3 separate regions of the Mus musculus genome follow, and all the other regions are linked to region 3. Evidence: chromatin loops called from intact Hi-C (ENCODE). Cell type or tissue: left cerebral cortex. All regions are shown on one strand. Each heading gives the region's core, and the rest is flanking DNA. Links, peaks and the distances in the headings are about the cores only.

Evidence for each region. Peaks named below come from ENCODE experiments on the same cell type or tissue, not always from the same donor. Only the 100,000 strongest peaks of a DNase experiment are listed, where the experiment ranks them.
Region 1: a loop joins it to region 3, with 2.6 times the contacts of the local background. A loop is called at or near these places in 5 of 42 quality-filtered maps.
Region 2: a loop joins it to region 3, with 2.1 times the contacts of the local background. A loop is called at or near these places in 2 of 42 quality-filtered maps.

The regions. Positions count from the first base shown.
Region 1 is chr11:75,074,988-75,085,191 of GRCm38, reverse strand. All of the region lies in intron 13 of Smg6 (Smg-6 homolog, nonsense mediated mRNA decay factor (C. elegans)), which reads right to left. Among named protein-coding and RNA genes, the nearest start is that of Gm51907, 52 kb to the left of the region's middle. In left cerebral cortex, for the core only: a CTCF peak has its summit at 5,917 (motif pointing left); no DNase peak of the experiment used is centred there.
Region 2 is chr11:75,111,014-75,121,217 of GRCm38, reverse strand. All of the region lies in intron 13 of Smg6 (Smg-6 homolog, nonsense mediated mRNA decay factor (C. elegans)), which reads right to left. It overlaps Gm51907 (a long non-coding RNA gene), which reads left to right. Exons shown (of 3, transcript XR_003949714.1): 2 at 319-423; 3 at 1,486-4,862. Among named protein-coding and RNA genes, the nearest start is that of Gm51907, 16 kb to the left of the region's middle. In left cerebral cortex, for the core only: no CTCF peak of the experiment used is centred there; DNase peaks (open chromatin) are centred at 1,734, 2,910 and 4,586; H3K27ac peaks cover 2,789 bases.
Region 3 is chr11:74,988,063-74,998,266 of GRCm38, reverse strand. It overlaps Smg6 (Smg-6 homolog, nonsense mediated mRNA decay factor (C. elegans)), which reads right to left. Exons shown (of 19, transcript NM_001002764.2): 10 at 8,052-8,197. Among named protein-coding and RNA genes, the nearest start is that of Srr, 67 kb to the right of the region's middle. In left cerebral cortex, for the core only: a CTCF peak has its summit at 3,942; a DNase peak (open chromatin) is centred at 5,563; H3K27ac peaks cover 1,944 bases.

The DNA of each region.
Region 1 (10,204 bases), core at 924-8,923, 87 kb before region 3:
AGATGGCTCAGTGGGTAAGAACATGTACTGTCCTTACAGAGGACCAGAGTTCAACTCCCAGCACCCACATCAGGCAGCTTACAACTGCTTGTAACTCGAGCATCCAAAGGATGCTCCTAACTTTGGATACATGCACATATACACATACACTTTTATTAATAATAAAAATATTTAAAAACACATCAAACCAACCAACCAACCAACCAACCAACCAACCAACCAACCAAAGTATCCTACCATAGTACAAAGGCAAAAGACATCATTAAGCATTTTGTATCTTAAACTCCTCACATAAAAGTGGAGGAATTGCCAGGCGGTGGTGACGCATGCCTTTAATCACAGCACTTGGGAGGCAGAGGCAGGCTGATTTCTGAGTTCGAGGCCAGCCTGGTCTACAAAGTGAGTGCCAGGACAGCCAGGGCTACACAGAGAAACCCTGTCTCGAAAAACAAAAACAAACAAACAAAAAAATGTGGAGGAATTAGAAAAGAGTGTGGTAGCACACACATAATCTTAGCACTCAGAGGCAGATGTATTTCTCTGTGAGTTCAAGGCCAGCCTGGTCTATGTAGTGATTTCTAACAAGCAGGGTTACAAGTGAGATTCTGTCTCAAAATTAACAAAACAACTTCCCCCAACCCAAACCTAACCAAACAGTAATAATAATAATAATAATAATAAACAAACCTGGTAGGATTAGATTATAGTTGTAGATCATATAGACCTGTATTGAAATTCCAATACTGTTCCTCAGTAGATGTGTAGCTTGCACAGGTCACTTTATAAGCTTTAGTTTCCTCACTCCATAAATGGAGATAATGATGTCACCTCTTCCCAGGCAAAAGGAAACAATTTGGGGCTAAGGGTACATACAGCTCAGTAGCAGAACCCACTTGTGTACTTGGGGTTCTAGATCCCACCATCACTGATGGGAAGTAAAAAGGAAGCTGAGTCTCTGTGGCACAAGCTTGCAATCCTAGAACACAGGAGGCTAAGGCAGGAAAGAGGTTCGTGAGTTTACTACCAGTTTAGGTTACATGGTAAGCTCTTGTCTCAAAACAAACCAGAAAAGCAGAGAAAAAAAATCATCGGCCGGGCGTGGTGGCGCACGCCTTTAATCCCAGCACTCGGGAGGCAGAGGCAGGCGGATTTCTGAGTTCGAGGCCAGCCTGGTCTACAAAGTGAGTTCCAGGACAGCCAGGGCTATAAAGAGAAACCCTGTCTCGAAAAACCAAAAAAAAAAAAAAAAAAAAAAAAATCATCAAGGTGTTTAAGAAGGAAGGTAGAACATAGTGAAGATATAATCTCACCGTGGCTATTATTATTACTAGCACTACTATCATCACCATCACTGAAAATGCTCATGAGCCAAGAAAACTAGAGGGTTTGCATTATGTGTTTCCTTAAATAAGCTTTTAGGAAAATTCAGAAAGTCAAAAAAATAAAAAAAGTACAAAGACCTTTGCAGTTTTTCAAAAATCAGTATCCCACTTGAAAGTAACCCAGAAGAGGCAAGGAACTATGATGTGGGGGGTGGGATGGACTGGGAGATGGCTCAGGGGGTATAGAAGCCAACTGAGCTCTGGTGCTATGCCCCAGCTGTGCTGTGGGTTGGGAGGCAGAGACAGGAGAACTGTGCAAGGTCACAGGTCACATCTTCTGAAGTATGCAGCTCAGCCACAGAAGCAAAAGTTCTCTGCCTCGGAACTGACCCCTGAAGGCCAGTCTCTGACAGCCAATGTGTACCTCACTCTCACTCTCACACAAATAATGCATAAAAAAATTTAAATTTATGTTTAATAAATCAAATGCAAAGGAGATACCTGTTTTCCCTTTTGGTGGCAGCACTTGAATTTACCTAAGAGTACTCATGTAGTTCCAAAAATAGGCCATGCACACACAGATAATTTGTTCTCTGCATTGAGAACATTGCTTAGCCAGGCATGGTGGTACATGCTGGCAATCCAAGTCCTTGTTAAGTAGATGCAGGAGGATTAACAGTCCAAGGTAATCATCAGTCTATAAAAGGCCAGTAGGGGCTGTATGAGACTGCCTCAAAGTGACAAAAGCAAAACAACAACAAAATACTCCCCTTCCCCCATAAAAAAACTCAAGCAAAACGAAACCCAAACCCATTAACCCATTGTTTGATATAAGAAAGAAAGGAAATCTCTATGATAAAGTCTTAATGAAGCCCCCATTTTCCTCCAAAATTTTCCAAAGAAAAATATAGATAGACTTTGGACCAGCAGCCATATAAAGAAGTGTCATTCCTCGCTATCCATTCTCAGCTCAACTAGGCGTCCGTATGGACACTGTGAGTTATGGAGTGGAGACTCACCTTGAATTTGAACCAGTACAGATTCTAACTTTCTGCATCTGTTCCTGAGGTGAATGATGCTCATCCAAATCTTTACTGTGTTTCATGTCTTTTAGTTACTTATATCCTCTCTCCCTCCCTACATATATATTTGATGCAAAGAAACAGTAGTATAAATGAGTGCAGAATATATAACTAAATGAGTACAGAATATATAACTAAGAAAAACAATGTGTGTGGAAGCACACAGTTCCAAACCAACAAAGTTACATGTCACTGAAACCCGGTGAAGTGTGTGAAAAGCATGAAAACGGTATAAAATATTCACTTCATGTCCAAGTCCATGCTATCTACACCTCTAACCAAAGCTGCTCTGACTCTGTGGTTATACTGCAGGGGAAAACTCTATCAAGGATGTGACCCTTGACTGAGCTCAGGGGAGACAACTCTACACTGGGTGATGAAGAGATAGGAAGATGTACATCAGCTGTGCTCTGCTTTCCTCACCTACTGAAGAGACCTTGCTTCAGCTCCGATAAGGTGTTCTATTAACAGTGGACTTAAAGGGCCAGAATGATATTATCTATTATCTATAGCATTTTCATCAATGTTTACAAGGTATTTTCACAAATCTGATCTTCTTTTATCCATACAGAGAGCTATTTGAGTTGGGTAGGACCACTATAACTTTTCTTGTTTCACTGAAAAAGATAAAGGAGTCCAAAGAGGCTATATGAATTGCCTGAAGCCACACAAGTTGCCTATAGTAGGAGTTGATTGAAAGTCATACTTGCACTTTACTTCAGAGGGGGGAAATGTTCAGATAATCCAAGGCCAATCAAATGAGAAAGATTTATTTTATTTTAAATTACATACCCATGTGCATGTTTATATGCATGAGTGTGCTGGTGCCCAAAAGAGGCCAGAAGAGGGCGTCATGTTCTCTAGAGCTGGATTTACAGGTGGTTGTAAGCTGCCCTATATATGGGTGCTGGGAACAAATGGTTCTGTGCAAGAGAAGTAATTGCTCCTAACTATTTAGCCATCTTTCTGGCTTCAGATATATTAAACAAGGGCTAGAGGTATAGCTTGGTAGGAAAGCATTAATTTAACATATGCTAGGCCCTGCTTGATTTATAGGAAGCACACAAAAATACATGAACCTACATAATGGCTCACAACCATCCTTAACTCCAGTTCCAGGGTATCCAATGCGCTCTTTTGACCTCCATAGGCACCAGGTACATATGTGGTGCACATACATATACACAGGTAGAACACATAAAACAAACAAACAAACATACAAACAAATAAATCTATCTACCCTGTGTTGACCAACAGGTGAACAGCTAAACAAAGTGTGGTACATACCTATAATGAAGTAATTTGGTCTTTAAAAAAGTTAAGAATGGCCGGGCGTGGTGGCGCACGCCTTTAATCCCAGCACTTGGGAGGCAGAGGCAGGCAGATTTCTGAGTTCGAGGCCATCCTGGTCTACAGAGTGAGTTCCAGGACAGCCAGGGCTACACAGAGAAACCCTGTCTTGAAAAAATAAAAAAAAAAAATTAGGAAATTCTTACATATTCCACAATGAGGATTAATCCTGAAAACATACTAAGTGAAATAAGCCAGTCACAAAAAGAGAAATCTAGAGTTCATAGCATAGTCAAATTTAAGGAGAGAAAAATGTAGAAGGGTAGTTTCCAAGGGCAGGAAGTTGAGGGGATGAGGAATGGGTGCAGAGATGCCAATGGAAAAGATGAAAAGGTCCTGGAGATGATGGCGATAATGTCCAACAATGAAAACATACTTAATGCTGCAGAACCTCAGGTTTTAAAAATGGTTAAAATGCTACATTTAATGTTATATATGTTTTACCACAAATAAATAAAACAAGATGGACATACTTTGAAGAACTAGACTAACCAGATGTGGTGACATATATGCTTAATCCCAGCACTCGGGGTGTAGAGGTAAGAGGATCTCTATGAGTTCAAGGCTGGCCTGGTCTACATAGAGAGTTCCAGGCTAGCCAAGGCTACAGAGTGAGACCAAACAAACAAACAAACAAAAACCCAACTAAGCAATAAACAAAGAATTAGAATAATTACAGGAAATCTTTCTTTTAGCTCCTTAGCCTCTTGAACTGTCTGGTACAGGCATTTCACAGCTTCCAGTATTGATTTAAAACAAACAAACAAACAAACCAAGCAAGCAAGCCATCAATGAACATGGGATTCCCTATGAGTCTAGGACATCTGAAGCCTTGGAAACAGGCTTGTGGGTTCTCCTGGATAATGTGGTCTGATTCTCAATGTCAAAGGTCAGCTCTGTTTGCATAAGACCCAGAGTTAAAGGGAGGAACCATAAGGGGCTCTTTCAGTTGTCAGTCTATAGGAATGCTGTAGGAAACAGCTCTTTTGGAAGACTAGAAATGGCCTTATATAAAAATGTAAGCCAATGGTAAAACATCAACTGGCTTTTAATGTTCTCAGAGATGACCCAGGCATACCCAGAACTACCTGTTTTTTGTTTTGTTTTGAGAAAAGGTCTCACTGTGGAATTCATATAGACCAGACTGCCTTGAACTCACAGAGATCCACATGCTTCTGCCTCCTGAATGCTGGGACTAAAGGTATATGTTACCTCATCTAACACGAACTCTCTTTTCTTTAATATTCAATTTAGTTTGAAGACTTGGAAGGATATAGATTGGATTGTGACAGGAATGTCTTCTTTGGCCTACTGTACTAAGGGTCTAATATCAAAGTGCTGGATGGCTACTGCTTGATGATTTCTACTGTGTTCATTGATATCAATAAAACAAAAACTAAAAAACAAAAAACAAAAAACCCAGGGAGATGGATCAGTTTGTAAAGAGACTGCCACACAATCATTGGGACCAGCGTTTAATCCCAAACACTCACGTCTAAAGCCTGGTACAGTGGCAAGTGTTCTCAGTCTCAGCACTGGGGAGGCAGAGAGAGGCCCTCAAGCTTGTGGGCCAGCCAGCCCCAGGTCCCAGGTGAGAGCTCTTGTCTCAAAAAATAAGGTGAACACCACACTAGTTGACTTCTGGCCTTTGCATGCATGCATGAGTTCGGGCATGCACACATGCATATACACAGGGAAGAGAGAAAATAAGAGAAGTGTGGGGGGGTGAGGGGGAGAAAGGGAGGGAGGGAAGGAAGAAAGGAAGGAAAGGGAAAAGAAAAAAAGGAAAAGAAAAAAGCCCCGTCCCCCCAATAAAGAAACACTGCAGTCAGGGGCTCGTAATTAATCTCTCAGCTGCTTCTATTACTGTGGTCTTTGAAACACAGGTGGAAGTGATCACCTACAACTCTGATGGCTATCTTCCGTCATTCCTTATATTGCTGCTCTCTGAATCACACAAAGGCGAATATGAAAGATGTTTCCCTGTATGTCTAGTAAGACATGTTTTAAAAAAATAAAGAAAAGGGGTAGAGGGAGCTGGAGAGACGGCTGAGTGGTTAAGAATATGTACAGCTCTTTCAGAGGACCCGAGTTCAATTTCCAGCTTCATGCCAGGAGGCTCACAACTGCATCCAACTCTAACTCCAAGGGGTCTTGATGCCCGCCCTCTGCTGGTGTCTATGGGTACCTCACACTTGTGGCACAGAATCAGAGCACACACACACACACACACACACGCATGTGCATGCAAGCATGTGTACACACAAATGAATACCTACCTTTAAAAAGATTCAAAATGACTGGTCTGATTAGAATAATTATTTTGAAGCCACTTAATATCTGTTCCCTCAATTCTCAAGCCCAGATCTCACTCGAGTGTAGAAGTTTTTGTTTTTGTTTTCTTTTAGATATCTATAACGCAGCTATGATACTTGCCTTCCACCTTTACCTGAACATTTGTTTCCTCCAGAGGGCTTCTCCCTCAAGTGAGATGTGTAAGGCTTCTGTAGATGCTGGGGAACAAGATGGAACAAAAATGCTTCACACCTGGCTCCCAAATTACAGGAACGCTGGAGTGGAGCCAACATAAGCTGGCACAGCACCAGCTGAAATGGACATCAATTAATGAGCCTGTCATCTTTCAAGACTACAGGTTTTGTTTCTTCCCTCCTCAATCTGCACTGTTCCACAACCCAGCCAGGGTACCCCTGGTAGGGTGTTCCAGATGGGATCGTTTCCCTCAGATTTCACACTTGCAGATTTACTGCACAATTTGTTTTTAACCCTCCCTATGTTTTTTAAAACAAGGTGATTACTCCATGTTGCAGTTTTCTTCTATTGAATTTATTTGTTCTTAGTAAAAAGAGGAAATTGTGCCTTCAAAAGAAGAAAAAGAAAGCTCAGAGCTGCCCAGAAGCAGATGCCTTGTTTACTAAAAGGCATTCTAAATAACTCAGATTAGTGAAGGGTCAGAAATTCTTCTCTGTGTACATCATTTCTACTGAAGTCAAAGGCCAGAGAGCCTTGACCAAACAACATTACCCTGGAGAAAGGAACAGTCCTCTGGGTTCTTAGGCAGGCTGTGTCAGTGACCCACTTCATACACAAAAAGGGAAAAGAAATTCTGCTAGAGGCAAGTGCTGTGTTAGAAAAATTTGTCAACAGGGACCAGCAATTAAAAAGTGACAGGATTCACCTGTAGTTATAGCACACACCTGTAATCCTCAGGAAGCTATAAGGTGAGAGGATCATAAGTTGAAACCAGCCTGGACAAACAAAAAAGCAACAAAATTTCACATAGCATCTTCCCTTCTCTTTTGTTCTATGGGCAGAATACGTTTTTCTATGCCAAACCTAAATGGGTTGCTCTGTGGAAAGACTTTCAAGGAACATGAAAGAATCTCTGGTAAATATTGCATCCACATTTAATGTACATTCTGAGAACTGAACTCAGCTGCCTCAGGGGCTTTCTAGTACTGCCATTTGTTCTCTTACAAAGCCCATGTGGCAGTGTCCGGACTAAGCTCAGCTGATGCTTGTTTCCCCTCCACAAAGCAGGTGGCTCCCTGAAAGTGTCACTTTAGGGCTTAGGAGTGATGACTACCACAAACAACTTCATTCTGGGACATACTCAAACAAGAAGACTGCCCGTCCGTTCTGTTTTCTAAAACTGCCAAGGCCTCAGTGGGTCTGGAGTTGATGGCAACAGAGCCAGGCTGAACTCAGTTAAGAGTCCAGAATCAACATCAGAAGTAGGGGCAGGAACTAGGGAGTGGTTGAAAGCTTCAGGGGTCTGGTCTGTACAACTCAATCTCAACCTCCCTTCTCCCCTAAAATTGTAACTCTAAAAGTTGTAAACTCTTTCCAAAGGGGTGCTCCTTGCACACATCTGCTGACTAAGGTCTCAATCTCCTTACTTTCCTCTACCTCCATGTCTCAAGATTGAGTCAGTCTAAACAATCTCTGAAGTAAAGGACATACCAGAGCATGAGATAATATTTACAATACATATTTATGTGACAAAAGACCTTTATCTAAAACATATGAAGAATCTTTACATCTTAGTAAGAGGGCTGGGTTTGTAACACTTGCTTAGCATACAGGGAACTCTGGATTTGATCCCCAGTACTGCATACACCAGACACTGTAGCACATGACTTTAGTTCTAGCACTTGGGAAGTAGAAGCAAAAGGATCAGAAATTCATGGTCAACCTTGGCTACATTGTAAGTTCCAGGACAGTCTTAGCTACATTAGATCATTCCTCAAAACAGACTTCGTAAACAAATCAACCACCTTTAACTCCTCATCTTCCTGCCTCTGTCTCCCAAGTACTGATGTTATAGTTGTGTGCCACTAAGACCAACCACCAACAATCTATTTAAAGAATAGGCAAAAGATGTAATCAGACAATTCAGCAAAGAAGACATACAAGCAGCAAATAAACACATGAAACAATGCTCAATATCCTTAGCCATGAGAAAAGTGCAAATTAAAACCATGTATGAGATACCTATCACAATGATTTGAAGAAAAACGAAACAACAACAAAACAACAAAACCCTTCAAATAACCTGATGGTGCCAAGTCCTGATGATGACACAGAACCACACTGCATATATATGGATCTATCTATCTATCTATCTATCTATCTATCTGGTTATAGAATAGTATAGCCACTTTGGAAAAGAGTTGAACAGTTACATTAACCACCGGTTCCATTGCTAGGTATTCATTTAAGAGAAATGAAAACTTAAAACTTACTCATAAATACTTACAGTTGTTCTATCCATGATTACTGAAAACTACATACAGCCCAAATATTCACTAATTGGTGAATGGATAAACAAACTGTGGTATATCTATACAATGCTTGGCAATAACAGAAAGAGTTACAGACAAAGGTAGCGACCTGGATGAATCTCAAATGCATTATATATCATATGTAAGAAGCCAGACTCAAAGCCATATATTGTTATGATCTTGCTTAACGACAGTCTAGAAAAGGCAGAGTAATAAGGAAAAAAAGCAGAAAAATTGCCTGGGGGCAGGATGCAAGGACCAGGGTTGCATGCATGAGGGAATTTTTTGGGGTGATATAAAACACTTTATATTTATGTTGTGATAGTTACACAACCATGGGTGTTTGTCAAACTATAAATCAGGGCTAGCAAGACAGTTCAGCAGGTCAAAGTACTTGATGTGCAAGCCTCAGGACCTCAGAGTTCCATCCCAGAACCCATGGCGAAAGGAGCGAACTGACTGACTCCTGAAGTTGTCTTTTGACACAAACACGTAAGCACACACATATGTATGCAAGAATGCATGAATTAAAATGCAAAATTAAAATTGAGCCGGTCGTGGTGGCGCACGCCTTTAATCCCAGCACTTGGGAGGCAGAGGCAGGCGAATTTCTGAGTTCAAGGCCAGCCTGGTCTACAAAGTGAGTTCCAGGATAGCCAGAACTATACAGAGAAACCCTGTCTCGAAAAACCAAAAAAAAAAAAAAAAAAAAAAAACTGAATTGGAAGAAGAGGGAACAAAACAAAAACCCTACAACTGTGACTAACAATTTGGTCCCTGGGGGAAAGGGATAAACTAAGGAGGTGACTCCATTCTGAGGGTGTACATTCTGAGGATATGCACCAGCAGCTTACAGAGCTAGTGTAACTGCTACACCCTGAGAGTAAAGGGAGTAGTAAACCAGAATCAGCTTTCTATTAAAATAAAAGGAATGTTATGCTCCTTAATTTTCATTGTTACAGAGAGAAAACAACCTCCACTATGGAGATAAAAAGATACTAAGTCCCAGTCTGATCGTCCTCCTTCATTTCCTGTTTCTTTTGGGCAGCAGTCTCTGCTTCTGCAAACAACAGTTATGTGTAAGCAGAAATCACCAGGGAAGTCAGAGGCCTAGCCTTGAATGGTCTAATGTGTACAGAACCTAATAAAAACAAATCTCACACATATTTAATAAACAAACACCTGTTAAGTAATAATTAAATGTATACTTGAAGAAATACCATGTTTTTTAGGAAGTGAAACAAAGTATCTGCAATGACAGGTTGTTTTTGTTTTTTGTTTTGTTCACCAAAGTTTCACAAAATTAAGGCTGGTCTTAAACTCACTACATAGCAGAAGCTGGTCTACCTCCACCTCCCAAGTGGTGGGACTACAGGTAAGCACCACCAAACTTGATTCTATATATACCAAAGTTATTCATATCATTGGTCTATGAAATGATGGGAATAAGCAGCCCAAATTCAATAGTTTGAAAGAAAAATATACTGTTTACAGTGAGGGCATACAACCAAAGGAACCAAGTAAGTAGTATCGATAAAGATGTGTGTTTAGAGTCATCAGTACTGGAGAGCTGAGAAAGCCGTGGCTCAAGATGGAGAACATATTCCCCATTCCTACAGTTGTGGTTGATCTCCACACCTTTGTCTCT
Region 2 (10,204 bases), core at 862-8,861, 120 kb before region 3:
CAATCTCTGGCAACCGGTTCACATCTCTGTATGTACCAGCAACACTTCCAGCAGCAGAGAGGAAACAGGTTTGCCCTCCAGGACAACGATCATGGAGCTCTGAAAGCCTGGTACTGAATGTGAAGCTCGTCTACAGTGGAGGTTGAGGGGAGGGGTTAAGTGCAGCCAGCCAGCATTTTACCTCACCTACCTGCACTTTTCACTGGTCATACTTTCTTGGTGGTTGCAATATCCCAATTTACTGGAAATGCTGCGATGTAGGTAAAGTAGTGAGTGCAGCAGCTAAGCACTGTAAGTACTTTTCTTTGATCATCACAGCAATCCCGGGAGGTCAGAAAAGGAAGCGGAATGGCGGAGGAAATGAACATGTACTCAGCTGGATTTGGACTCACTGAGTTGTCTTACAGTACTACCACTATGCAGGTAAGAACACAAAGTAAACAAAGATCAAAAACTTCTCAGGGTACCTGGTCTGGTTTTGTCATTCAGATTCTTTTTATTTCCTAGACAAAATATGGTAAGACTTAGTTCACCAGACAGTGAGTTGCATGGATCTAAGAAATAGCTTAGCTTTATGCTAAGCTAAGTCCTAACACAGGTTTCTTCTTGAAGGTCTTTGCATAACACATCTGATCATGGCACATATTCTGGTCTCTGCCCTGTCATGCTAGCTTTCAAAAAGATCAGCTGCCAGCATGCTCTTTACTGGAGGACAGAGGGAGGGAGGGAGGGAGGTCCTTCAGGAGCACTCTGTTAACTAAGTAAGAGAGACCTTAACCATCAACAGCTCACACTACCCTTTCTCTGGAGACTTCAGAGGAATCTACTTACAAAGGCTGTAGCTCAAAAGAGTGGAAAGGAAAAGAAACAGAGAGCCTCTGGAGGTCTCAAGTCCCACAGGAAAAACTAACTCAGTGTGAGGACAAAATTAAATGGACGTGTGATTATAACAGAAGGAAGGAGAGTGGAGAAATGGGAAAGGTAAACTTCTGCAGACCACTGCAGGCACGACAGAGGCTGAGTGTCAGAGACAGCAATAAGAAGATGATGACAGGGCAGACAGAAAGCCTCCATGGTCATGTCAAGGGAAGAGTGAGATTCTGGGTCTTGTCTCTCCACAGGATTTCCAATAGGCATCCAGCGCCCAACCCCTCCCCTAGGGCGTGCTGACAGTTGGGAATACTGCCCTTCAAGGTTACACAAGTCAGGGATCTAGACCTCTTAGAGGAGTTCATGAAGATGTTCAGTCAAGACTCAAACCACTAGCCCAAACAAACAGGACTGCCATTTCCTGTTGGGTTTCTATGCCATAAAAAGTAGGGGAGAATTGCCAACTACAAAGAGCTCTCATTGTCTTCTGTGGAAAATGGAGCATGTGGTATAGCCAGTCCAGACTGACTTGTTAATCTAACTGAGAAGTAGCTGCTCGTTGCCATAGGCTTACAGTACTGAGGATCCCTCTCTCTGTTCTTCATCTCTTGCAAGCCCTCTGCTCCCAGTCTGTGGACTTCTAGGGAAGATGACAAAATCATCTTGAACCACCACAGCAAGAGCAGTCTCAGACTCTGGCAGCTTCTTCTGGACCCTACTTTATTGTGCTGTGTTCTTGAACAGCTCTGATGGAACAAGCCATCTGTGAAGGTTATTTAACTTGGAGCTGGAAGAGGGTGAGGATGTGGAAAAAATAAACCAGGCAGCCAAAGGATGGGGCCAGAGAGAGAAGGCAGGTGGCATGTTCATGGGACTGTGTGCCAAGGCTGAGTGGGGTGGGACTGCAGAAGGAATGGTGTGGAAAGGAGGCCAGCAAGAGAAAGGCAGGAACGCCCACATCATGGTCTCTTTTCCAAAGTGGGGTTGTGTTGCTGCAAGGGCTGCAGACCCTGGCTTGGTTTCCGCTTCTAGGAAAATCCTGGGGTGTTGTGCCTGTGAGCATACCTGCTGTGCCTTCTGAAAAGTCACCTACACATAGCTCACTTTTGTGCTAGGCTTGAATGTTAGACTATAGAGTGACTTTAACAGGTTTGACAGCAAAGACACAGGCAATGGCAACAGCAAATGGGGAAAGTGTGGAAATGTATCATGGAAAGGATAGAATTACAGAAAACAGGAACTAGAATTTCATGATGATCTGGGAAGATACATGGGTCCTGTTGTATGGCAGGATTGTAACAGCTTTTTAAGGAAAGACTGCTATTAAGGGAACCCCCAAAAGCTGTTATAATTCTAAATGAAATATTTTCTCACATAAGAACACATATTGAGAAAGACCTGTATTTTTAAACCTAAACATCTCCACCTATTTTCTCATTTAATCCTTAATGAAATTTTATAGATTAACCACTGTCACCTTCATCTTTACTTTGGGGTAGGGTTTTCTTATGTAGCCAGGCTGGCCTGGAACTTAACTTACTCAAGGATGGTCTTGAGTAAACAAACAAACAAACAAACATCAGTTGTTTAATTGGGTTTTTGGCAAGAAACTCAGAACACCAAACTTGTGAGGAGTTGAGGAACACTTTGACCTTGGGCAGAATTTTCAAGTGCACAGCTTTCTCAGCAGCCTTGCAGTGCTATCATCTTGCATTTCACTCTGTCCATGTCAAAGACCCCAGCTCCCTAGCCTCTGGGCTCCCTCAGTCTTGTCTTTCTGAAGGAAGCACCAGTGAAGGGTCTGGAGATGGTTTACTTTACAGACCCCAGCTTCTGATGTTTTCTACACAGAGAAACTCTGCAGAGGGACAGACAAGTAGCAAGCCACTGCTCAGCTATGTTGGGAAGCTCATTTGGTGGAGCCCAATGAGGACACTCAGCAGCTTCCATGGAGCTCAACCTTGATCCACTGCTGTTTCTTTATTCAATCTGTGCTGTTGGCAGGGTGAGAGCAGGCTTTGCTATAGCAACCCACAATGAGTGGTGCATGTTCAGTTTGAGAAGCACATGAGAAGGACATGCGCATCTCTAACTAAACATTTTTCAGTGTCGGTTTGGTGCTACATACTGATAGGACAGAAAGAGTAAAACTCTATCAGTCTGTATAGGGAACTCCTACACAGTCTGAGTTTTTAAAATCAACAAGACAGAACTAACAGCTGTCGTGTAAGCTGAAGCCACCCTTGCTTCTAACAACACAGTCTAGATATTCAATGTGAGACCTTCTCACGATCTGGTGGCACTCCAGTTCCAATCAGGTCAAACCCAAGCTGCTGAGTAATGTATAGCTGAAAAATACACTATACATTATAAAAATGCACATTATATCTTACCTTAGGTTTCTAGATCTTTTGTTCCTTAGCCCTGTGGCCAATTTCTGGTGTCTACTTTAGAGCCATTGCCATATGTGACTCATTTGAGCTCTCTATTTAACCTTATAAATATACTTATATAAATGCCATATATTTATACATACATAATACATATACTTAACAGAGTCACAGAGATTATCAAAATCATTTGTGAAGTACACGTCCTACTGAATGCTCCAGATCATCAGCAGTGAGGCTCTGGAGCACACCCAGAAAAACCTAACATGTTTATTGCAACAGAGGAGGACGGGTAAGATACCCTACTAAAGGCAGCAAAGAAAGCAGATAGGAGAAAGATGTGCTCAAATCCAAAGCCTAGGAGTGGTCAGTTGCAACAAACTCCTCAGCCCGGTAGGGTGTTGAAGGATCAAAGGCTGGGCACAAAGGATTGTATTTACATATCAGAAAAGCATGTAACTAGTGTGTATGTGCTCCAGCCTGCATACTGCCTAGAAAGAGCTCCCATACCGATTCAACAAACATCCCATACCAATGGATTTTCAACCATTTCAAAAGCCAGAAACAGTGCATTTTTTTTTCCTGTGAAAATGAAACTTTAACTTTGTGTAAGTCAGGTATCTGTGCATCTGAAAGCTGTAGTGCCTGTCTCAAGGACTCCACAGTTTCCACAGCATAGAAAGTACAGTGGTGGTGGTGCATGCCTTTATTCCCAGCACTTAGGAGTCAGAGGAAGGCAGATCTCTGTGAGCTTGAGGTCAGCGGGTCTACCGAGTTCCAGGACAGCCCAGCTGTCAAAAAACTACACCCCATCCCATCCCCACCCCCCAAAAAAGGAAAAAATAAAGATATTTGAAGTGTTTCAGGCTGATTTCATAGTCCTAGGGTCTGCCACACGAGACCCTCTTTAGACTACACTCCCCAAACACTCTAAAGCACTTCACTGAGTACATTTATTGAATATGTGTTACACACCTGGTGTGGTATGACAGTTGCTATTTTAGGCACCAGGACCCCACCAGTGGACAAAACAATGTTCTTCTTTCATAGACTAAGAATCAAGTGTAGAGAGAGGTGGGACTTACTATAAGAAAGACAACACCGTGAGAATGTGCTAGCATCAATGTAAGATGGGCACGGAGAGGTTCTGAGATGAGATGCTATTGATCAGAATTGCACAAGTGAGCCACAGAGCAGAAAGGACCTCTGAGTGTCCTCTCTAAGCAGGTCACTGGAGTATCAGGAAGTCACACTGGTAGGTGCATACATGAAAGAAGGAAACGGTCTTTTCCAGCCCAGCTCCGTAAGAAGAGTCTATGCAGCTCACACACCCACCACGCAGCTTCTGGAAGGCTTCCATCACAGAGGAGAAGTCTATGTTGAATTTTAAGTTTGACCACAACTATTTAAACTTCCCTAGACCACAAATACAGCATCTTTTGTGGTTTTGCTGGCACCAAGTATATATTTACAAATCTCTATATGTCTGCCTTCTATTTAATCTCTTACACAAGTGGCGATGTCGTTAGCTGGACTTCACCTCTCTGCACCGGTCTAGAGAGCCCCAATCAGGTTGGTCCTTGGGGGAAGAGGATGTCTTTACAAGTAACATTCAGGGCATTCTTAGTTAAATTTTTATTACTGCATTTCTTTTTAAACGTTAGTAAAGAGTCCATTCCAAGTCTATGTTTTGTATTATAATGCAAGAATAAAAGTTATTTAAACTTTTTCCCACTAGAGTTGAGAATAAAACTTAAAGAACTTTTCTAATTAAAAAAAAAAAAAGGACAGGATCTTAATTTGTAACCTAGGCTGGCCTTGAAGTTGACACTTCCTGCTTTGGTCTCCTGAGTGTTAGGACTACAAATAGGAGCATTATGCCTTGTTAAGTAAACAAATCCTTACTTACACCAAAAAGCAACAAACAGGAAACAATAAGCAGGAAATATAAGGCATAATGAGCCTCAAACTTCTAAACTCCGCTTTATTCTCATACTAGTTCCTGACAATTATGACCCACATGAAAACTGAAAGAACATAGGAAACAGCCCCTGCTTTCCTGCTCAGCCTTTGACAAGCTGTCTTTGGCACTATAAGACCATAAAATTCTCAAATTGTTCCTTGAGTTATTATTCCTAATTCCAGGGTCAGTTATATAGCTGCCAAAAGGGGCATGTGGCATTTTTATCAAATGAAGGCAGCAGGTAGGTCATCTTAAATGGAGTGGAAAGCAATGGCCCCTTACTTCACTTTAGGCATCTGTCTCTGTCCAGTTCTTCCTTTGTCTTCCTGAGCCTTTGAGCTTTTGTCCTCACTCATAGCCTGTGTGCCTCTGTGTGTGTGTGTGTGTGTGTGTGTGTGTGTGTGTGTGTATACCAAGTAACAACATTTATATCCAACATAGAAAGACTTAAGGGAGACATCTTCATGAATCATTGGGTTTTTCCCTCCTGAGTTTTTGTTTGTTTGTTTTTTGAGACAGGGTTTCTCTGTGTGGCCCTGGCTGTCCTGGAACTCACTTTGTAAACCAGGCTGGGCTTAAACTCAGAGATCCACCTGCCTCTGCCTCCTGAGTGCTGGGATTAAAGGTGTACTCTACTATGCCTGGCTCATTTCCTTTCCTGAGTTTTAAGGGAGCATAGCAGATATACTTGTTATAAAGTAACAAGCCTATACATATAAATCCATATTAGGCAACTATGGGGATGGCTCAGGGAATAGCACTTACTATGTAAGACTGAGGGCCAGAGTTCAAATTCCCAGCACTCATGGACATGCTACAGATTCATGTAATTCAAGGACTCTGGACGGGAGGGTTAGGAGGGTTGCTGGAGCTTGTTGGCAAAGTGTTTTTAGGCCATACAAATACATTCTAAGTGAAATACCCATCTTAATAAAATGAGCAGCCACCATAAGATATTTAAACTGGAAACCTAGGAATTAATTTTTCTGCTTCTGACTTGGAAGAAGCTAAGGCACAACCTTTGGCCACCCAGAGTCACCGGATACTTTTGCCATGCTTACCAAACTTGACTTCAAGTTTTTAATGTGAGGTGGCAGATAGTAAGTCAGTCCTACACCTCTTACTGGTCTGCCCCAAGATGGATCGTCAAGACAACCAGAGACAAGATAGGTCTGCAGAAGACTGTGGAACCATTCAGAACAGACAGGCTCAGACTGAGGTAGCACCTTCTGCCTTTTTCCTGATTACTGGGGCTCACAAGGTACCACTAGGAGAGGAGGAAAACAAGAGGAAAAATGTTAAATACTAAAAAGCAGAGTCGTCTGTCTGTTTTTGTGAGAAAGGCTCTAGCTATGCAGCTTTGAATTCATGGTGCTCTTGCCTCAGCCTCCTGAGTGCTGAGATTTAAGCCTTGTAGGAGATATCACTTCTGATCAGATTGTCAACACTGCTGAACAGATTCAACACCGATCCATATCCAGAGAACTTTCTGGAATCATTGAAGAGAGTATGGAGCCTGCCTATTCTAGGGGTGGCAATTTTGATGATATATTCCCTGTATTTAACAAGCTGGTCATTCCACTGCACACTGTTGATGCCATTTTTTACATCAGGAGAGTGGTGGTCAACAAATTTTATATATATAATATTTATCTCTATATAATATATATATAATATATGGATATATTATATATTTTATATATCCATAAGCTTGTTGTTTTCTTTTTTTAAAGATGATTTTATTTATTTATTTATTTATTTATTTATTTATTTATTTATTTATTTTTTATTTATTTATTTATTATATGTAAGCACACTGTCGCTGTCTTCAGACACTCCAGAAGAGGGAGTCAGATTTCGTTACGGATGGTTGTGAGCCACCATGTGGTTGCTGGGATTTGAACTCTGGACCTTCAGAAGAGCAGTCGGGTGCTCTTACCCACTGAGCCATCTCACCAGCCCGATTTTATTTATTTTAATGTATATGAGTACACTGTAGTTGTCTTCAGACACCAGAAGAGGGTATCAGATCACATTGCAGATGGTGGTGAGCCACCATGTGATTGCTGGGAACTGAACTCAGGACCTTTGGAAGAGCAGTCAGTGCTCTTAACCACTGAGCCATCTCTCCAACCCCCAGGGAAATATTTTACTAACAACAAAAAATAAAGAAATACCTCCCTCTTGTCCTGGGGGTGGAACTCAGGACATTTAAGCATTTTAGGCAAAGACTCTACACTAAGTTACATCCATAGGAACCAGCACTGAGCTGTAATTAGAATGGTCCAATGCCTCTTCACCTTATCTCCCTTCCTGTTTTCTACTGAAATGTCTGATGAAAAGGTAAGTATACACCACAGGCAGGAATATGCTACAAGAGAAACTGCAGAGGAGACGGAATGAGGAAAAGGACCAGTAAGTTCAGCCCACCAAAGGCTTGAGAAGAACGCTCATGAGGCCTTAGCAGCAGCAACCTCCTAATAAGACCCTTAATCTGGAACAAGTAGGCCAAGAGCCAAGGTTATGCAGTTATGTGATACAGTTAGCTGGATTTGTATTAGCTATCAGAAGACAAAACTGAGGCTTTCCATGAGGCAACAAACAAATAAATGAGAGACTAAGAACACTAAACTAAACTGGGTCATCCGAGCACCTGGGAAGCAGAGGCAGACGGATCTCTGTGAGTTCCATACCAGTGTGGTCTACAGTGTGAGTTCAGGATAGTCAAGAATACACAGAGACCCTGTATCAAAAACCAAAAGCAAACATAACCACAAAAAAGATCATTTTAAAGGCAAATATACAAACCAATAAGAAAAAGACAACAAGTTAAAACATGGAATCAGAAACAGGTTTACCACAGAGAATTAGTGATTTGGCTTGCAGCACCATGAGAGAACTCAATTATCACCATTCATCAGGGAAATGCAAGTTTAAATCATGAGATTCAGGGATGGGGAGATGGCTCAGTGGTTAAAGGCATCTGCTGCTCCTCCAGAGAGTCGTTTGATTCCTAGCACCCACATCAGTTGGCTTAAATGCCTGTAACTCCAGCTCCTGGGGATATCTAACTTCCTCTTCTGGCTTCAGACATCACCCAGACATGTAGAAAGCACTCAAATACACACACTAAAAACATCAAAGAGATTCTTCTATAAACCCACTAGAAAAAATCAAATCAAATCAAATAATAAAGATTGCAAAGATGTATAGTTAAAACTCTCAAACATTGGAGCCTGTCTGAGACACTGTGCAACCACTCTGCAATCTGTGTAGCAGAGCCTACTTTAGTTAGGCCTCATTTTTTCTTTGTTTGTTTGTTTTTGGGGTGGTATTGGGAACTAAGCATAGGTTCTTTCAAATGTACTACTGAGTTATAATCCAGCCTTCTTTTTAATGTTAAGATGCAAAATTTTTAGAGCCGGGCGTGGTGGCGCACGCCTTTAATCCCAGCACTTGGGAGGCAGAGGCAGGTGGATTTCTGAGGCAGATTTCTGAGTTCGAGGACAGCCTGGTCTACAAAGTGAGTTCCAGGACAGCCAGGGCTACACAGAGAAACCCTGTCTCGAAAAACCAAAAAAAAAAAAAAAAAAAAAAGATAAAAAAGATGCAAAATTTTTATTAGTTCTTTGAAATTTTGATAAATGTATACAATGTTTATGATCATATTGTGTATGTCTGTAATTATGTGTAGGCATATGTGAGCACAGGAGCCCACAGAAGCCAAGTACTAGTATAACATGTGGCTGTGAGCTACTTGACATGGGTGCTTGAAAATGAAATCAGGTCCTCAGCGAAGAGCAGCATGTGCTCTTAATTACTGAGTCATCTCTCCAGACCCCAGTATCTTCCCTTCCACACCCCCCCCTCCTTGGTTTTTCAAGACAGGGTCTCTGTACATATAGCCCTGGCTGTCCTGGAACTCACTTTGTAGACCAAGCTGGCCTTGAACTCACAGAGATCCACCTGCCTCTGTCTCCTGCGTGCTGGGATTAAAGGCACACACTACCATAGCCTGACTTTTTCTTTCTTTTTTTTTAAAAATGCCCTTCCTTTTACATTTTTATGATTTGAGTTTTAAGACAGGATCCAAGCTGGCCTTGGCCTTCTCATCCTTCTGCTTTGGCCTCTCAAGCAGCAACGTCACACTCCTAAGCTACAGTCCTTAGCCTAGCCTATGTATACTTTATGACCTTTTTCAAAGAAAAGAGCATATAGTTAACAAAGATACAAACAGAAAAGCGTTCATGGTAGCGTTATTCATAATAGGCCCTAAACGTTAATACAAACAAATGTTCAACATAATAATAGGATACTATTAAAATATTATACACCAATGAACAATGAATATTAACATTACATGCAATAAAAATGAATGAAACTCTCATAGACTGTTGGATGAAAGAACAACTATAAAGTACATGTACATTATGATTCAACTAATATGCAGCCCAAAACCAGATACAACTAAGAGGCAGTGAATGAGGTAGAATAATGTTAAGAGAACCAATGAGAAGTGGCATAAGGGAACCCCCCGGATGTGAGACACATTCTGATCTTGATCATGGTAGCAGTTAGCATGAAGAGAATGATATAAAAGCTGAGGATACCAGGTGGTGATGTTTACATGTAACCCCAAGAACTTGGGAACCCAGGGCAGAACTGCAGGAGTTTGAAGATATCCTGGGTAGCACATACTATGAGTCAATCAACCAATCAGGCAATCAATTAACTGACCTTAAATTTACTATATTACTCTATGACAGTTATGGCTTCAATAAAAAAAGGTTAAAAATCAAACTGATTGCATTTCAATCCGTAGTAGGCAGTTATACAGAGAAAAACAATTAAAAAAAACAACCTCAGGAAATGCAGCAAATAGCAGTTAACTAGAACAGGAAAACTGAATTAGTCAAATAAATGATTTTTTTGGAGCTTTTCCTACAGAAGGAAAAAAATAGAGATGAACATAATGAAGCAA
Region 3 (10,204 bases), core at 781-8,780:
AAAAAGGAAGAAAGAAAAAAAATCAGGTGAGCACAGTAGCCCAAACTTTTAACCCTACCACTGGAGAGGCAAAGGCAGAACAAAACGCTTGGTTCGAGGCCAGCTTAGTCTACATAATGAGTTCCAGGTCAGCCAGGATAACACAGTGAGATCCTGTCTCAAAGATCAAAATAAAGACAATAAATGTTGGCAGGGATATGAGGGATGGAGAGCCTAATGAATGCACTATTACTAGAAGTGGAAACTGGTACAGCCTTTGTGGAAATCAGTATGGACGTTCCTCAAAAAACTAGATATAGACCTACCATATACAGGCATACCACTCCTGGGCACATAACCAAAGGACTCTTTTTTTTCCTACTACAGAGACACATTTTCATCCATATTTATCACTCTTTTATTCATAATAGTTAGGACAGGCTTAAATGCTCATTAGCTGATGAACTGATAATGAAAATGTGGTACCTACATACAGTGGAATTTTATTCAGCTGTAAAGAAAAATGAAATTGGGCTAGAGAGATGGCTCAGCGGTTAAGAGCACTGACTGCTCTTCCAGAGGTCCTGAGTTCAGTTCACAGCAACCACATGGTGGCTCACAACCATCTGTAATGGGATCTGATGCCCTATTCTGGTGTGTCTGAAGACAGCTACAGTGTGTGTGTGTGTGTGTGTGTGTGTGTGTGTGTGTGTAAAATCTTTAAAAGAAAAAAGAAATCACAAAACTTCCATGTAAATTAATGGAGCTTAGAAACATTATACTCTGAGGAAACCCAACCCAAAAAGACAAATGTTCATGTTCTTACTCACATATGGGTCTTAGCTTTGAATATTAGATTTGTTTGTTTAACTTTGGAATACCTGTAGAATCCAGGAAGCTAGAAAGAAATTATTAGTGGAGAGGGAGAAAAAAAATCTTAAAAGAGGGGGGAATAGCAGAACACAGGCCAGATGAAGGAGAAGGGGGGGAATCACGGGGGGTGGGGGCGGTAAGGTGAGAGGAGGACTGGAGAGTATGACAAAGAATAAGGCTGGGGAGGAATAACTAACACTAAGGATCTTTGAAAAAGAGATATGGAAGCACATTCATATTCATTCTCTTCTGTGTTCTCTCTCTCTCCCCTCTCTCTCTCCTCCCTCTCTCTCTTTCACATAAAGTCCCTGGAGTGACCCTACAGAGCAGATTATGCTCATCACAGAAGCCAGAGGCTGTCAGGGATGGGATACCTCCTCTTGGGTTGATCAGAGGTGTCCTGGAGGCCCCCAGAATAATTCAAGTTATTGCCATTGCTCTTGTTTGGTCACCATAGCTGAATATGAGGCCCTACTGGTAAAGACACTACACACATTGGTCACAGAACATAGAGAAATAAAATTGGTATTGACTAGAAAACTCCCTTCCTGCTGGCTAGCTTTGGTACTAGAAGGTATTATATATTCTGCTGTGGGGGTGGGGGTGGGGGTGGGGGAAGTGATCAACAGCTTTAACTAGTCACAAGCCTATTGGCCTACAATTAAAGAGGCATGGCAAGATGTGCCACTGGTGTGACAGTGACAAGAATACTCTAAGGTTACCAATCACTTCCTGATTGCACTTAGTAAGTCCACAGGAGGAAACACATGCATGATACGGTAAAACTGGTCAACAACTCATAGCTGGGGAAATCACAGGCCCCAAGGGTAAACCTACTACTGTTTCTCAACTAAATGGACATAGTATTAAACTGCTCTCTAAATTCTTATGTCTATACCCACAGACATAGATTAGTGTACATCTCATACCTCATTAGAGAAGTTTCTTTGTGCACTGGAGGGTTACAAAGAAACTTACATGGGGTCAAAGTGGAGAGAATATATGTGAGTGGAGTGTTCCGTCACAAATAAGACATCTATATTACACCCTCTGTCAAGATACAAGGGGCAAGATTTAAATAAGCTGTCAGAGAGGACAACAGCAAAACAGCATCTTCTGGACATTACAGAACTACTGCACTCATGAACTCACAACAGCTGTGTGTAACTGCACAAGATTTATAAACAATCAAGGCAGTCGACAGTCTAACATAAAGAGAAAAGGGGTTTACAAACCAACCCCTAATTATCAAGGAGCCATGGACTACTGACAGCTTCTGTGGGATAAAGACTCAATTTTCTTTAAAGGTGTGGTGTTTGGTAGGTGAACCAGACTCAATGGTACAGCACTCCTAGGATTTAGGAGTCTGATTTCTGTAAATTCAAAGCTAGCAAGAGCTAGTTCCAGGACAGCAAAGGATACACAAAGAAACACTGTCTCAAATTGCAAACAACAACAAAAGATACAAAGTTGGGGGAATACGAAGGTAGAGAATAGAAACAGGAAGAGTGGGGGTAAATATGATCAAAATATAGTATATGAAATATACAAAATATAGTATTTGATATATAGTTCTTATATAAATTTAAACTTTGTAAATAATTTTTTCCTCTTGAAATAGGCCTTTATTTCTTTTTTAAAAGATGTAATTATTTTTATTTTATATGTATAGGTATTTTGCCTTCATGCATACATATGTGCACCATATATATCCCTGGTGCCATGGGTCCCCTGGAATTCGAGTTATATATAATTGTGAGCTGCCATGTGGTGCTAGGAATTGAACCTAAGTCCTCTAGAAGAGCACCCAGTGCTCTTAATCTCTGAGCCATTTCTCCAGCCCCATATACTTTTAACAAACAAAAAAGCCCCATTAAAAAGTCTAACAAACCAAGCTTTAAATATATATTTGGGGCTAGGAATTTGGCTCAATGATAAAGAGTTTACCTAGATGTGCTAGGACCTGAATTGAGTGCCAACACTGAAGAACAAGTTAAGTAAATAAATTGAGGAAAAACAATGGAAAAGGTGGCTGCAAACCTTGCTTCCAAAATTTCCCTAAACAGTATTTCTCCTTTAGTGTAAGTCTTTGGCAGAGAAAAAGATGCCAAATTGAGAATTAAATGGCAACTTAAACTAAATGCAGACTTAGCATAATCTTGTCTGCCAATGGGATATTGCACTCTTCATGATACCAACCAGCTATGGGCACTAAGACACACTGTTATCTTCAGGTAAACAAAGAGCATCTCCTTAATAGAGATGCTAAGAGTAAGCTTAATTTTATTGGCATGACTGAACTTCCTCATTTAACTTTTCACTACAGTTTCTCTTTCCTCAGCCTAAAGCAGTAGATTCATTCTGAAAACAAGAGAGACACTGGAACTCAGAACTGGAAAAAAAGGTGAGTCCCTGACCCCTCTACTTCTGTCACTCTTCTTTTCCAGAAACTTCAGCAACAGCCATATTCAGGTTGCCAAGGGAAAGGAGTCTGGCTAAACAGCCTGCCTCCCCAAGTCTAGCCCTTATGAAAGGTGGATTTCCTTTGTACAACTGTTCTGTCAAGCAGAGGGTCTGCCACGTCATACATTCTGCTTGAGTAAAAGACTTAAAAGTAACTTGGACGAGAGAACAAATTGTTCTTCCCAAAAGTCTTAGAACTTCTCAACCATAGTCACCTCCCATATATTATTAATGGCATGAAGAAGCTCATGCCTATAGGTTAAACTGTTAGTGCCAGGTAGACAGCTGTAGTTCTCAATTCCCCCAAGACACCTAGGTGTCACTTCCTCTATTTCCTGCAATTCGGGAATATTAATAACATAAAGTATGTATATGCTAGGTATAGTGGTCCATACCTGTCATCCTAGTACTCAGGAGGTGGTGTAGGAGTATTTCTTGAAACAAGCCTGGGCTACAGAATGAGATGCAGTCTCAAAAAACAGAAACCAAACCAAACCAAAAGCAAACATGAAGGATCATGAAATGAAAGCCAGTCTGACTCTGCCCAATTCTAACTCCTAGATGTTCCCTTAGAGCAAGCAACATGAACACACACACACTCACAAAGTGTCTCTTGGGTGCCCTCTTGCTGCTACTAGGGCTCTTCCGCAGGACTGAAATGGAGTCATACTCTATGAACAAATAGAGAAGGGAAAAGAAAAGGCCAGGGCACAGAAAAGGGAAGTTATTCCAATGGTGGCCAATGAGTAATATCCAGTGATTTATAGGAAATATAATCCAATAATATAGTAAAATAAAACAGTGTGCCTGAGATGGTTTTGATTTCAAAAATTATAAATCATATTTTTAAAAAGAGTGGGGGCACCGAGTGGAAGTCCAGATTGGAATAAATTGGGCACAGATGGGGGATGCAAAGAGGTTTCCATGATGCCCTACCACAAATGTTGCTTCAGTTACTTGTCCTCGAGAAACTAGTTTTATTTCCTTAAGTTACATTTTTTTTTTAAATTAAAGTTCTTGAAGTACTTGTGGTTAAATTCAACAATTTACCTTTTAGCTTCTTACCAGCTACCCAAATGGCTACTGAAGTATTAAATACTGAGATACAGGAAGAAGGCCTTTTCTCCTTTTAGGCTCTGAATGCTACAGACATTGTGACATCACTCGAGGAACCAGCCATTTAGCTACCAACTTTGAAGATTAGCCAAGCAAGGCACACAGCTTTCCTAGAGCCATGGCCTTCAACTTCTTGCATTCAACATACATGCATTCAATAAATACCTGTGTCTAATGAATACCAGCCTAAGGACCCCCAAATATCCCATCCTGACCTCAAATGTAGCTGTCTCCAATCATCTCGTAGAGAGTGCTAGGATTCCAAGCTGACTCTAATACCACAGGGGTAGGATCTTGCATAGGGCTCATGATCAAGGAAGTTAGTATCTCCAAAACCTAATGCAGGGGAGGACACCATTCTCTCTACCACAGTTTTGCCCCCCTACTTTGTCTCCTACCATATCCAAAGCTTGTAAATATTTCAAGTCTACAATAAAAGCTTATTTAAAAAGTAAATACCATAAAATGTTAGCAAGCACATTATGTATACCCTGGCCTACTGTAGTAGAAGGTAGTTCTTGAAAAGGGAACACAAAACACAAGAATGACCTATGATAGTACTGCAGGACTGGGGGCCATCAGCAAAGAACACACTTTTTAAGGAAGCTCTGTTGCTCTCCAAATCATAATTCTGACCCCACATCTATGGAAATGGCTCTGACAAGGACAAAGGATCTAACATCTTTCTGGGCTACAAGATCACCTCTGCTTCAGGCTGGAATGCTCTTCTCCAGAGAATCCAGGAACTGACATATGTAAACACCCACCCAGAAGGACATATCCAAGAGGGAATGGAAAGAAAAATGATGGTCCAGATGTTCTGTAACTTGCAATGACTGCCAAATCACCGTGGACCCAAAGCACCTGGGAGGCCAGGCTGTGTCAGGCCTTACTTCCTGGTTTCAGACAGCCAGGGTCCTGTGGCTAGGTGGTGACTGTGACAGCCTGCAGACTAGATGGGAGAGAACCCGTTAGAAGGGCACCAGCTGACAGAACTTGGGGGCTGAACACACAGAGCTTGATTTATCACTTCCTTACTCATAAAAATGTGATTCAAAGTGCTGCTGATTAGTGAAGGACTTAAATCGTTACCCTCTCCCCAGCCCTCTTCTCTCTCCACCCCCGGCACAGATGCTGCTACTCAGCCACAACACCCCCTTCTTGCCACTGTCCGTGCAAGCACAGCACAGGGGCCCAGAGAAGATGACTCATGTGCTGGGAAATGGAAAAGTGCATCTTCCCACCAACCAGCCCTGCTGAGTGCTCTGTTCACCCCTATCCCAATGGCAGCCCACACAGTGGGGTCTGGATGGCCGCCTCAGCTGCACACCGGGTACTTGGCAGCACGTCCGCAGAGCTCTGTGTCCCAGTTGAGTGTTATATCCTGTGGCCTGGGTTGTTTTTCCCTGAACCACCCTTGGAGCCTGTGACCACCTCAGCTCAGGCTCCTCTTGCCTCATGGAGGTGAGAGCCAGGGCAAGGGCAGTACAGGGAGTGGGGCTATAGGCCTTTACTTGTCATTCCTGACTAGAGGATCCACCTCATGACCAACTACAGAAAAGTGCTACAAAAGTATCTTGGCCTCAAATACGCAAGAGTCCTCTATCCTTTATCTTCCTTTCACCCATATTTTCTTTCTTTTTTTCTTTTATTGGATATTTTCTTTATTTATATTTCAAATTTTACCCCCTTCCTAGGTCTCCCCCTGCCCCCTAGAAATCTCCTATCCCATTCTCTCTCCCCCCTGCCTCTATAAGGGTGCTCCCCTACCCACCCACCAACTCCCACCTTTCCGCCCTGGCATTCCCCTACACTGGGATATCGAACCCCCTCAGGCCCAAGGGCTGTTCCTCCCACTGATATCAAACACCCTTATTTTCTTAACCTTTACTTAACAGCTACAAGAAAAAGACTCACTGGTGGTCTATGAAAGTCTAGGGTACTCCTTTCCACCAAAAGTGTTGAAACCAGGTTCTTTATATTCACATCTATAGAGACCATATGTCAGTTGTTGCTGAACTGTGTGTCCCAGCTCTCCAGCTCACACGGCAGTGGTGGCTTGGGTAGGAAAGCAGAAAATGAATACAGGGGCAACTGGAGGCCCTACTTACAGAGCCCATTGAGCAGACAGTGTTACTATGTAGTTCTGGCTAGTCAGGAACTCGATAAGTAGACCAAAATTAAAGGCATGTGCCACCACACCCTGAGAGCTTCATTCTTGGTAGCAAAATTTCCCTCCCTTTAGGACTGCACAGCCTCACTAGGGCAGCATTTTACAAACTTATTTATTTCCTTCTCCTTAGAAATCAGTGCTGTCCCTTAAGGCTCCAGGCCTCTGGCAACCCCACCTCAGCAAACAGCCACCTCAGCAAAAAATTGGCTAAGTTGTGAAGGCTCCTAAGCCTCTGTATCTTGCCCATTGCTGAACATTTTGGATGCTGTATAAGTCAACCTGATGAGGAAATGTCTTCCAGGACTGATATGATTGAAAACCCAGGCAGACCAGCTAAGAAGCTCCTCAAATCCCAAGAGAAGCCCTGTCCATAGGGAAAGTTCGGCAGGCTCACTCATTACGGAAGTTCCCTAGCAGCAGCAAGTTGAACATAGATCCTAATATGGACAGGAAGGGAAGCAGATCAAGTGCAGGTGAGAGGAGAAATTTCTGAGAAAAGGTGAACTGAAGAGCCAGTGGCACTGTCCAGAGACATTACATCTGCTTTGTGACACAGTCTCCATGGGGCAATTCCTACTTCCTGGCACTGCAGATAAGAATCTGAGCAAACATTCCCTGTTGATGCTCTGGAATGACTCCTTGGCAACATGGTGTAAAGAAACACAAAATAATGTCACTCAGACTACATATTTCTACCAAGTCAAACCACATCAGCCTTACCTAAGTGAGGAAGAGGGAGGGGAAGGGATCCTAGAAACATCCTTCAAATGCAGCATGGTCATCAGAACATTTTAAAATTCTGCCAATCTGCCCTTCCCTCCTGGCCTCCCGCCTCATACGGGGGTGTGGGGAGAAGTGTTCAGAAAAACACTTCAGAACGCATACCAGTACACTGGCCAGATTCTGGGCCTGGTGGGTTTTGTGCTTCCAGATTTGAGTCACCAAAGCTCATCAATTCTCTGTTCTTACTCTCTGGCAGGGTCCCATAAGGGATATCCCATAGGGAACTAGACTTTTCCATATTGAACAAACAGGGTACACGAGTCCAGAAACAGCAATGCCTAATCCCTGCCAAGCATACGGTCTCTGGAATGAAACATTTCAGCAATGCCTCTCTCTTGGGAGAAGTCCTGGGTATGCAGCCTCTAAGAGGCCTTGCTGCTGCCATTAGCATAGCCAGATGTGCAAAAGCATCTCTGGATTTTTAAATTAAACTTTATATTTACAAATCTCTCCTTAATATCCCAACCAAGCACTATAGAGTCTTACAGAATTTAGAGACTAAAATAAAGATCTAAGAAGCAATAGAAGGGAGAGGTGTGTGTGTGTGTGTGTGTGTTGTGTGTTGTGTGTTGTGTGTCTGTGTGTGTGGAGATGGGGTTAGTGATAAGGTAGCAAAGATACTAAATTCAACTCTGTCTAGATGGAGAAATTAGATTTCCCTTACCTTTCAACTGGGAGTTATGCACGGCAAACATGTTGATGGTCATAAGCTGCAGCATACGGGTACTTCCAATAGGAGATGGGCTATGCTGCAGCAATACTTGGAACTCCTTAAGGACCTTCTCAGCCACTGCAGGGAATGTCTCCATCCTACAAATATGGGGATTCCATTATTGAGGCACATTCTTAAAGGCACTCAGAAGAACAATTCCCCTCTCCCAAGCACACAACTAATACCTAGGAAGTTTCTTTCCTACTTATTCCACAGTTTTGCACATATAGAAGAAAAAAGAAAAATATTCAAAGCTTAGAGATAAAAACAACTCAATTACTGGATAAATAGCTGTTGTAAGTTATTATACTTTATTTAGCAGGCTATTTCTTAGCACAGCCCACCCCCCATATTAAATGGATTCAAACTGATAAGAGTTTCTGTTTGAAACAGATTTTCTAGACAGTGAGAATATTTCCTTTAAATTTTAGTACCTACACCATCCCTAAGTCTCCTTTATGAAAACTGTGCTCCGTAAAAGGAATCTAATCACAAAAAAACTTTCTTTACTTAAAGAATTACTTCAGAAACAAGACATGGTAGATCATGCCTGTAAACCCAGCACTTGAATGGCTGAGGCAGGAGGATCTCAAGTTCAATTAGCCAAAGATACACAGCAATAGCTTGTCTAAAATTTAAAAACAAAAAGAACGAAAAGGAAAGAGCAATGCTCTGCCTTCTTAGGCACTATCACACTCACTGCCTACCCATGGGTCCCAAACTCTCCCTTGAAGGACGCCTAACCTAGGGTTCCCAATGGTCTGTTTCTAGCCTTTCCTGGGCTGCTCTCCTCCCTTTCACAAGCCTCTGCTCATCGGGTCTGTATGTTTTCAGACCAGTGGAAATACAATGCCCTGGCCAACTGCCACTCCCAATACAGGAAGAGCCTGTAATGTAGGGAGGCAGAAATCCAGCCAGTGACCTAGGGCTTCTAAGGAGAGGTCATTCAAACCAGTGCTTGCCAAATGTGGCCACTGGATCCTAAACAGTGGTGCATGCCTGGAGCTCCTTTGGCAACAAGGAGTAAACCACAGCTGAAATCCTCTGAAATAAAAAGCAAACTCAAACTTGGTGCTACAGAGAGAAACCAGGCACACAGGCCTTAGGGCTATGCTGAACAATTCGTGGTCAGCAAAATATCTTTTACCACCCCCCACCCTACCCCATCAAATTGCTTGTGGTACTCTGAGGGGTGCAGTGGGGAACAGCTCTAGGCTGGATTAATAAATAGCTTCTGGAAAGTCAAGGCAGACAATCCTTCTCAAATCCTGGGAAAAGGTGGTGTGAGTTTTGCTCCAACCTTAATCTTTATCGTTAAATAGCATCCTTCCCTGATAAGAAAACCTCAGAGCTTTATCAAACCTTGGCAATCTTTATACCTTTCCTTTGGATGGTAACTTGTACTGCTGACCCTCTGGTGCCCAGAAGTCATGGCTCAGCTACAAGCCAATCACAGTTTACTCTAGTCTGCCTCTGCTTAAGTGTCCTCATTTTTACTGGCCCAAAACATGCCATGCGTTTACTTTCCGAGACCCCTATGCCATTTTAAGTGCCTGCCCCAAATCAAAACAAAGCAAAACAAAACAAAGCAAAAATTGTTTCCCTCTAAAAATCTTCAGAGCTGCTAAAACTCTTGATAGACTAGGAATGGCAGGGAGTGATGTTTGTGGCTGGATTGGATCCATTTTTCCCCGTGGGCTCTAACAAAGGTTTCATTTTCAATCCTGACACTGTGCAGCACTCTCTCTAGATGGAGGTGGGGAGGGGGCGAGTACTTCTCATTACAAGAAGAGCAGAGTTCACTCTGCAAGAAAAGCAGCCATGCTGGGCAAGTTTCAGAGCCATGTGTCTCCGTGTTGAAAGGCAGTAAAGCGCCAGCACAGAATGACAGGACAGAAGTGTCACATGGGACATGTGTCTGAGGAAGCCTCTTCCCCGGGGTAGGAACTGAAACAGATCCATTAACACTCCATGGTCAGACTAAAGTCTCAAATGAGCACAAGTCAAATGCTCATTCTTTTTTTCAGAAACTTAAAACAACCCCCCCCCCAAAAAAAGCTTCCTTGGGTTAGCACAACATAATTAAAGAATCAATGGTTAAGAAT